2 separate regions of the Homo sapiens genome follow, and region 2 is linked to region 1. A link is an interaction called in ENCODE POLR2A ChIA-PET data of the cell type or tissue named here. Cell type or tissue: IMR-90. All regions are shown on one strand. Links, peaks and the distances in the headings refer to the core of each region. The heading gives the core; the rest is flanking DNA.

Region 1 (5,387 bases), core at 199-5,198:
CCCACCCAGTCCTAGTAAGTCTTGAAAATAAAAGCTTACAGATGAACCTCTCTGATCCCAGAGGAGTGATTCAAGGAAGGTAAATACAAATGTTCACAAATGATGAACAGTGATCAGCCTGGGAACCTAGACATTCAGCAGCAAGCTGTGGATTCTACATCCTGTCTCTCTCCCCTGCCTTCCATTTCCAAAAGAGAAATAAAAATCATGCCGTGAGAACTCAGGCCAGGAGTCTGATTCACTCTACAAGCTAGCTGGGTCCATCCTCAGCCTTTCTCGGATCTTCCCCACAACCAGTCTTCTCCCTATACTTTCTCTTTTACCTCCATCATCCTCAGAGCTTAAATGAGCCTGGAGGAAATTTGCAGTTGAAGGAGCTACTTATGGCTGCAAAGTTAATTCCTACTGGGCTATGCAGACATCTAGAAAGCTGGTAGATAGTTTTCGCAATCCTCAAAGTTGCAAATCGCCCATAGAAGTCTGGGAGGTATCTACTGTGCATTTTGATGACATCTCTCAGCTACAAAGACTGCTCACCCTTCAGTGAGGAAATGTGGTAAGCTCACATTGAGCAGGAAGAACAGTTGAATGCAGAGACTGTGTTAAATCTGCGGAGATGAATATGGAGATCCTTGGGCAAGATTGCCTTTAAAATACATGGTAATATCTCAGCATCACTTAGAGTTTAAACATCCAGGTTCTTGGGTCTCATCTAAACTTTTGGAATCAGGATTTCTGGAGGTAGAGCCCAGGAATCAGAATTGTAAATACATTTGGTTGGTTGTGTCTGGTGATTTAAAAATTACTGTCCCCCAAAATCCTGTAAAAACAAACAGACAAAAAAATCAGATCTTTTTTTAAGGGAGAGATGTGAAGACAACATTTCACTAGGCAGGCAGTTTGCAGGAGAAAAACGCAAAACTTACAGGTGGGAGAAACTGATAGTCATAATAGCTTATATTAGTAATTCTGAAATATTTGGACTTCTTTACATGAAAAAAATCTTTGAGGACACCAAAGAGCTTTTGTCTATGTGGGTTATATTTATCAATATTTATAATATTAGAAATTTAAATTGAGAAATGAAAAAATTTATGTATGAATTTATATTTAAAATAACAATAATAGCTCCATTGTATGTTAACAGAAATAACATATTTTGGTAAAAAAATAACTATGCTTTCCAAAACAAAATCATAATGAGAAAAGTGGCTTTGTTTGACATTTTTGCAAAGACCTTCCTTTCTGGCCTAATAGAATACAGCTGGATTTTCTCACCTACTTCTGCACTCAATTTGTTATGAAATCACAGGTCACGTGTGTGGCTTTTGCACACTCTTAGCCCACTAATGAGAAAGTAAGAGTAAAAAAGTTAAATCACATCTTAATGTTAAAGTGAAAATAGGTTTGGTCTTATGGACCTCCTGAAAGGGGCCCCCCAATCACAATTTGGGAACCAGTGGTTTATCTGAATAAATCAACATGATTCTAAGCTTTTTACGTTATTTCACCCTCATAACAACCTGGGGAAGGACGTGTTATTTTTTATCATTTTCCCTGTTTTGCATTTGAGGAAACTGAGGCAGAGAGACATAATACAAAGTCAGCGGCATAGCTGGGCTTACACCCAATAGTCTGTTCCCAGCACAGTAGACCTTAACTCTGCTGATATACTGCCTCTGCGTTAGGAGAGCTGAGGGCAGGCATACTCCCAGGACATCTGAAAGAAGAATTTAGGCAATCAGCAAGGTCTGGGGAGACTGATGGGCCTGGAACTGACAGCCAAGTTTCCCTCAGCATCCCCTACATTCCCGCAGCTGGTGGCTCCTGGGCTCTGCTCCCACCAGCTGGGCTTTGCTAGTGTGGGTTTAGTTCCCGAGGGGAAGGAATCCTTTGGCAGAAAACATGTCTCAAATATTTAAAACACTGAGTTGCAAATCTAGGAACAAGGAGAAGGAGATGTCTCCCCTTCACGTACGTAGCATCTAAACTAGAGGCAGCAGTGTTTTCCACATCTAACTTCTGTCTTTTGAACTTAGACCTGTCCTAGGGAAACAAGGTCCTCAGTAGAACAGCATTCACAAAGGCGTGAATTCTCTTAGAGTTTTTCAACATACCAAACGGCATGATAGGCATTAGAGTAACTATACATTTAGAACAAATAAAATGTTAGAAGCTTTTAAAAGTTGCCATGTAGAGAAACTTAAGACCTATTAAAAAGGTACTACAAATAGATGGCTGTCATATTTTTAGGTGGAAGTATTTTCTTATCCTGGCAACACAGGATTTAACGTCCCTCAAATTGGTATGAAAATAGTGTTGTATCTTTTTTATTTAAATAGGTAATGTTTTTCTCATCACATAATATTTAGAAAACTTTATCTGTAGGTTGTCTAGGCCTCAACTGAAGTAATATTATGGCTTTCTGTTAAGGAAAAATCAATTAGTATGTTAAGCCTTTAGACAGTCTTCTCTTCTTGCTATTCGATGGTTTAACAGACTGCGTATCCTATCACATAAAAAGAAAAAAAGAAAAGGAAAACACACACATACAAATACTCCTACTTAAGGTTTGATAAAACACAATGAGGTATTGCCCCAGCCGTTGGTGATAAAGACCATACTGGCAATGAAGAAGTTAAATATTGTCAGCTCTCTCTCTCTCTGACACACACACACACACACACACACACACACACATCTTAACCAAAGAATCATTTGGATCTCTAAGCTGTTTCTAATTAGGTGTTAATGACCTCAGAGTAGTGTGAACTTACCATGTTCTGTACCTCATTTGATTTCCCCCCTGGGCTGAAACAATACCATGAGGACTGAAATGAAGATAAAATACACCTCTATGGTCCCAACGGTGATGGGATCAGAGATATATAAATACAGAGAAGTCCAGAGGGAAAGATGATTATTAACACTAGTTCCATGACCTATGCTAACCAAGAAATGAAAGTAATTATAGAGCTTTCGTGTGTTGGGCGAGGGGACCCTCATCTCTGAAATGATGAATGAAACTATGACACAGAGGCCACTGGCACTGAGAGGCTGGGGCTCTGGGGGCGGACGTCTCCTCTGTACAGCAGGAACGGAGCAAAGGAACACGAGATCCCTGAGAAGTGTCAGAAAAAATATATTTTTCCTGAGGCATAAAGGCCACACTTACCATTAACTTTTGCAACAAGAACTAAGTAAATGAGAAAATAATCATGTCAGAAAAAAATAGATATATTATGTATGGGATCTGATGGCAAAATGCCACACTACCCAAGAGATTTCCAAAGTGATTTTACACAGAATTTAAAGTGAATTCCAAGTGATCAAATGTGTCTTTTAGTTGGTGAACTGAATAACCATTAGATGCAGATGTCTCTGTGCCTTCTGTACCCTGGCTTCCTGTTTGTGAATTAGTGAGGATGAAGTAAATATTTAATCTCTAGTAGCCCTGAGTGCAGCATTTTATTTGCATTTTAAAGTTTGCACTCATTATAACTCTATAATTGTCAAATGCCTCACATTAAGTACTCACGTGGTTGTTTAAAAAAATAAAGCATTGTCCACAGATTTTAGCCAAGGATTTGGAGGAAAAAGAGTTACCAAACAGACTCCGTATCGTGTAATACAAGACGAGTCATTTTGAAGTGCCATTCTATCCGTAAATCTTGAATAGACTAAAAAATATGCCTTAAAATAAAGTGGCCTGGGTATCATGTAAAGAGGAGAAAGGAAAAAAGAAAAAACGCAGAAGAGGAGGAATAAAAGTCTGACAACATGACGGGACAGGGTATTGACACAGTCGGTAAAGTCACCATGATTAAAATAAAGTAATTCACTTTGAACTAACTCTAGATGACTCCTCTAATGTGCCTGAGGATTGTCTGCGGCACGCCCAGAGGATATCTTTTGTGCTTCAGTTAGCAATAAAGCTTGGAAATAATTATTCTTCCAAAGATAAACATAGATAACGGAGAAAACCAGAAACGTCTGGGCTCTCCCACGTTCGCCTACAAGTACTGCAGCTATGACGCTTAGGTGTACTAATTTAAATCCATCAGTCAATGAATTTAGGTAATTAACATGGCACAACATGTTCCTTAGCATGCATCCAAAATATAATCAAGAGTGATAAAGATAACTCTCTGACTTGTGAAACCTACTAATTTGGCTAAAATCATTGGAACTAACAAACTTGAGGTCAGTTGACCTTTGGGTCTTTTCCAGTGGCTTTCCACATGGTAATATTTCCCACTTTGATTTATTTAGTAGAAAAACTAAACAATCTGTTAGGAACAGATGTTTTGCAATCTTTTGGTCGGAGAACAGTGGTGGGATTAAGGAGCACCTGTGATTCTTATACTTCTTGTTCTGCCCTGATAAACAGGTAGCTTCCATTCCAGAGGGCTGCTTGATGTCCGCTCATCTGAGTACCTACCGTGTTATTAAAGAAAAGCCACACACAGACACACACACACCACCCCCCAGACTTGTTAAATATCCTGCTTCCCCCTTCTCTGAAGTTATTTATGAGGTAATTTTTCAACTTTATTTTTACAGGTTAGTCATTGTGTCACATCACTCATTTCTACAATTTTTGGTGCAGAAATGAATTGTCTCTGTACTTCAGTGGGATAAATATCTTCCTTTTTAATGCTTTTACGCCTCTGTGTAAAAGACAGTGAACTGAGGTACATGAAACTATGCTAAAAAGCTCGATGTAACTGCACTAGGTTGACAAAACCCGGGATTAAAATTCAGTCACGCATGCAAAAAATGTAATAAATGAATGGAAATGTATGTTATGGGTCATTTCTGCTTTAATGGCACCTTTGTGCTATAGAATCCAAATAGCAACAGTCATCTTATACACGCCTCACAAATGAAATAACATTAGGTTTCTAGGAACCTAATGACACACAGCTAGCCCAAAATGAGGATTGTGCCCATAGATTTATTTCATGCAAACATACAGGGTGTGTAGAGACAACTTATCAGTCAAAAAGGGGACTCCATTTAAAGCTGCTGCAACATTGATGTGGTTCGTCTCCATTTTTCAGCGAAATAGAGGTTTTCTTTTTCACTTCACATAAAGTCTTCAACTTGCTCAAGCCTTCTAATAAATTGCAAACTCTGTAACAATATATCTTCTATTGTGCTGCTTGTTACTTTACGAAGACAGGAAATTAAAGCAATAAAACACTTTCTAAATGATAGGGTACACTCAGGCAGTCGTTTTTCTTATGTTCCAGTATTATTCTTCAAAAGACCTTTTATGGTACTAATATTAAATTCTTTGAAGTCTGAAGAATCTGTTGAAAGTGTGGAATTTCTAAAATATAGAGCTCAAATATTGCAGCGCCTCATACATTTGTTAAAATCGA
Region 2 (5,387 bases), core at 116-5,115, 73 kb before region 1:
TTTCCTTTGTGAACTAAGTAGAACTGAAATGGAAACTTTCAAAAAAAGGGCTTAGACTTAGGCAAAGAAACTTACCCTAGTGAACAGATTTTTAACCATGCTCAATTTTGGGTTAATGAATACCTTTGCTCTGGTTAGAAGATTATGATAATTTTGCAAGAAGTAGATGAAAGTGATGACAAAGATAGCTCCTATGTACTATGGAATTTATTTGTCCAAAATTAAGGGAGTTCATTCCACAGGTTCTAGAAATAGAGTATAGAGAGCAGATATTTCAAATTGTTCCACTTTCTGTGAGTAAATTAACTCACATACATAAGTGATTTACAAAAGTGATTTACATAAATTAATGTAAATCACTGACAACAGCACCACTTACACTCAGTAAATGTTTGCTAGTATTATTGATTATTTATCGAATATGCTTAATGTTTTCATCACAGATCAAAAGACTTTGTTCATCCCTGCTGCCACAAATGTGTTACTTTAAATGAAATACCAAGGGTCTGCACTTGTAGAGGTCTTGGAGCAGTTAGCCTAATGTTGGAGGTCAGTGCCTTCTGTGGCTGTCTTGGGCTGACCAGGCTTTACTACTAACTCAGAAATTACAGTAGAAGTAAGTCTCACCTCTGCCTAAAAGAGGTGATGGCTTCATGGGAATTTCTGATACGAAATAATTCAGGGCAGGGTTTTTGAGCACTGCTCCAAACAGGATATACATCCCAGACTTCACCTAGACTGCCAGCGTCTAACAACTGGCTGCAAACAAGTGGCTGGAGTCACCAACAATGCCTGGATATAGATGGCTTTTTAAAGACATGAACAAACAGATGGAAACAAGTCGTCAAAGGAATTCTCAAAGTTTGTATTTAAAATGTTGTTGAAAATGATAAGAATGTCAGCATTTTATAAGACTATGAAGCTGAAAAGAGAACAAAAGAAAACAACTACATTTAGTTTCTACAAAAGTTTGTGCTATCTTTTCAGCCAAGCTAATTTTGATCAAATGGAAATCACTATATACCTAACGGATTAGTCATTAGCATGTGGGATTAAATCGTTTCATTACAATGCAGAAATGAACAAAATAACCACTAAATAATAGTCATTTTCAGTAACAGCTGGCCTAATGTCTTTCTACTAACACATGTAATGGTCCGTCTTATTTAAATTGGTATTCTTCTTCCATTATATGACTATTAAATGTTTTAATAAAATTTTATTTGGAAGGTCTATAAAATTACTAATTTGGCATCAAAGGGTACATTTCTAAAACTCATTTTATAGGTAAGCTCTATGCATCTCTCTTTTTTAATAAGAACCCAGAGAAGCAGCATATATGCAGTTAGATGGTAAAGCAGAAATCACTTTTTTATAGAAAGCAACTATTCATTTACTGAATGGAACAATGTACAAAGAAAACATAAAGTTTAAAAGAGGGGAAGAAAAAGGAAATCTACTTTGTTCTATTAAATCAATGAGAAAGCATTTTCAGCAAAGTACATGCCAAGCTATAGTTCATCGATGAGTATAGAAATGGCCAACAGGAGTCTATTATTTTATTTTAAAAAATTACAGTGATTTTAAAAATAAACAGGAAACCCACTAGATGATTTCCACTAAAGAAGATAACAAATGAATTAAATGAAAACAATTACTTCAAAAATGCAGCTGCATTAATTTTATAGAATCATTTTTGTCTTTCTCCACAGGTTTATGGATATGCTGCCTCTTCTGCTAAACTGTAAATCTTTGAAGACCAGGAGCCACGTCTTACTTATTTGTGAATTTCCATAACATCTAGTAGAGTGTTTTCCACCTAATTGGGCGCAATAAATGTTTATTGAAAAAATAAAGAAGGCTATGGGGAACTTTCGTCCTTTATGTTAAAAACAGCCTGAAATATGAAGTTCAGTCTGAGAAAAAGCAATTCTAGTTCTTCTCACTGAGGGAAAAGAAGAAAAATCTGTCTGATTCAACAACAATTAAGTGGCACTGCTTACATCACGAACTAAGAAGATTTCGAAAGTATTCTTCTGAAACAAGGAATTATCACAAAGAAAATGTTCATCTCAAAAGTGTAGAGTGATCCTAAAACATTTAACTGAAAAATCTTGTTCCCTGTTATTTATGCTGTCGGGATGTCTGGGTAGCATGGATTGGTATTTGAGTCATTCCACTATCTGCAGCTGCTGACTTCTAAACTGTAGATGTTGTAGTCATTGTTTATTACACTTCGCCTACAAAGATGAGTAAAACTAGTTTGCCAGAGCCCAGCAAAGGGCACAGTGACTCAGAAAAAATATGCATACTGATCCGATTTGATGATTTTCATTTGTCATCCTGCATTTTGTTTCCCATACAAAAACACCTTCGATGGCTAAAATGTCAGAACAATACAGACAAGTAATACTAACACCCTGAGAACAATATTTGAAAAGTTACAATTAAACGTGTTCCCTAGGAACACCCACTAGTAGATGAGAAAATGTGCAGGGATTTCATATAGGGGTTTCTGAGATTGGCAAGCTTGAACAACTTCCAATGTTTTGGGAAACCACTTGACTTATTAATTACCTGCTGCCTTTACTAGCTATCAAGGGGACATAAGCACATTTGCAATGTCAAAAACTCATTTCTGGGGTGGGTGGGGGCAGGGTGCCCATCCGTCCTTTGGCATTATTCTGGATTGCTTGCTCTTTAGGTATGATTCAGTGTGAATCAGGCTTTTCTTTTGGAGATCTTTTCACGCAATGCTCTCTGGGAGTGAATGTGAAAACTCCTAGCCATCTTGTTGAGGTATTACTTCCAAAACAAGTCTGAAAAATTCTTATAAAATTGTAAACCTGCCTAAAGTATTGAAAGTGGATTTAACCAAACATTACAAATGTAATGAGATTAATAAAATAATATCAACATTTTGTTTGGATTTCACTATAGCACCAACTAACATACAATGCCATCTCTTATGGAATAAGTTGAGATGGTAGATTGTGCTTCCAGGGACATGATTTTCAGCAGTGCATATTTGAAATCTTCAGTTTCACTTGAAAGTTTTTCCTCTAGAAATGTACAGTTAATGGGATATAATTTTGTAACATTAGGACTAAATGAGCAAAATATCTTATTAAACAAATAAAAATCTCCACCAGAGGTGAAGGAATAATGAATTCTACCAAACATTGAAGAGTAGAAGAAATGATTTTAATCACATTCTGCACACTTAATTGACTCCTGGCATCTTTTTAGATGTTAAAACAAACAAACAAAACAAAACAAAAAAACAAGCATTGGCCAGGTGCAGTGGCTCATGGCTGTAATTCCAGCACTTTGGGAGGGTGGTGGGAGGATCATTTGAGCCTAGCAGTTCAAGACCAGCCTGAACAACATAGCTTGATGCTGTTTCTACTTAAAAAAAAAAAAAAAAAAAAAAAAAAGCCAGGCACGGTGGTGCACACCTGTAGTCCCAGCTATCTGGGAGGCTGAGTGGGGAAGAATACTTGAGCCCAGGAGTTCGAGGCTGCAGTGAGCTATGATGGCACCACTGCACTCCAGCCCAGTCAGTAGAGTGAGACTCCACCTCAAAACAAAACAAACAACAAACAAACAAAAAACAGACACTAATGTAAGTTCTTAATTTCCCAAAGAGGAAAGGGTATTGCATACACCACTTTTTATTTATCTCAGTCTTAATCTTAAAACATCACTGACATCAGTCTATACAGAATAAGGGTTGCCCCATCGGAATCAGCATCCGTGGTTCAATCCAGCTCTTGATGCACAGTGTGTATTTTAATGCATTTAGGGATTGCCTAAGAAATCTAATGTGGCCAGTTACATCATCACATTCCTTTACTTTAAAAACACATTTCTCACATTTTCACACAAACATATTCTCAAGAGATGATTTAAGTGAATGGGATGTGAAAACATTAGATTCAAAGTCACAGGGTTTATTTTCTTTACATATTGTGAAGGATGAGGAATGGGATAGTAGGAAGGCAGCAGAAAGAGGAGGTGTCCATAGATCACATTCAAAATAATGGATTCCTAAGCCTACTTTTGTATCTGTAAAATGATTGGTAAAAAATTAGGGCTTTCGGCCTTCACTGTTGTCACGGCCCATTCTCCTCCCACATGCACTCGTGAATAACACTGCATAGGAACCGGAATCAATCGGATCTGGGACGCAGGTTAAATAAGCACCTGGAGGTGTCAACCTGTGTGGAGGACGCCAGGAACGCTAAGCAAAGCAAAGCAGTCCACTTGGACTTTTCAGCTAAAAACTGCCTCAAGTGATCCCAGAGCCGTCCTTCTCCCACCTACAATAATAACTACTATTTGTTAAATGCTTCCCCGTGGTGGGTATTAGGTTAATTTCTTTATGGGTTTAACCCATTGGATTCTCATGAAGACTTCATAAGGAAGACTTCCATGTTAACCTCAGCTTAAAGAAAAGAGGACCAAGTCAAGCTGTGTGCTCGAAGGCTGCTCAGGTGGTGGAGTTCCTGATCTCAAAACAAGGGCTCTGAACCCCCACCTTCTGTCCCCTGTCTCAGACAGCACAGGGTCCGTCATCGGGTAGTACAGATTTCACCACTCTCTATGAGGACTCTGCTCCATTCCTGCAGCCACGGTTTGGGATCATCCATACCCTCTTCGCCTCTCCTAGACCATCGCCTTGCACGAGTAACTGAAAGCTTCGTCTGACACATCTCATCTTTCGATGAAGTCGCTTCATCTGCTTTTATTTTCTAGTGCATAGGTTCTCAAAGGGTGGCCCAAGGACCAGTCGCATCAGCATCAGCTGGGAGCTTATAGAAGCACAAATTCTTGGCCCCCCCACTAGACTTACTGAAGAATAAGAAAATCTGGGAGTGAGCCCCGCAATCTTTGTTTCAATAAACTTGCCAAGTGAGTCTAATATAAAGTGTAAGCTCTTAAGCAAGACATTTGAGGCCCATCATAATCTAGGAGTCCACCTAGAACAGTGGTTAGAAGTGTAAGTTTTAGGGTCAGAATGCTTGACTTGCACCTTTGCTCCATCAAAGATGACTTGGGCCTCTAGGTGAGTCATGACTGACTTTCAGTATTCTTATCTGTAAATGTCGGAATGAGCTATTTCCGAGGTTTTACACAATAATTGATAATAGTCCTCTACCTGGTATATAATGAGTGCTCAATATACATTAGGGATATTATCATTGTTATTAATTCTCCAATGTTATTTGCTGTCACTTCCTACTTCCAATTTTATTTTTTAAAATTTTATTTATCTATTTTTATTTAATTTTTTTAAATTTTTATTTATTTATTTATTTAATGATGGAATCTTGCTATGTTGCCAAGGCTGGTCTCAAGTGATCATTCCATCTCTGCCTCCCAAA

What was found. Peaks named below come from ENCODE experiments on the same cell type or tissue, not always from the same donor. Only the 100,000 strongest peaks of a DNase experiment are listed, where the experiment ranks them.
Region 2: POLR2A ChIA-PET joins it to region 1 with 5 read pairs; 2 of 35 experiments call an interaction of 5 or more read pairs at or near these places.

What each region holds. Positions count from the first base shown.
Region 1 is chr4:181,609,804-181,615,190 of GRCh38, reverse strand. It overlaps a transcript of TENM3 not described here. Among named protein-coding and RNA genes, the nearest start is that of TENM3-AS2, 220 kb to the left of the region's middle. In IMR-90, for the core only: no CTCF peak of the experiment used is centred there; no DNase peak of the experiment used is centred there.
Region 2 is chr4:181,682,969-181,688,355 of GRCh38, reverse strand. It overlaps a transcript of TENM3 not described here. Among named protein-coding and RNA genes, the nearest start is that of TENM3-AS2, 140 kb to the left of the region's middle. In IMR-90, for the core only: no CTCF peak of the experiment used is centred there; DNase peaks (open chromatin) are centred at 2,205, 2,735 and 3,835; H3K4me3 peaks cover 179 bases; H3K27ac peaks cover 1,167 bases.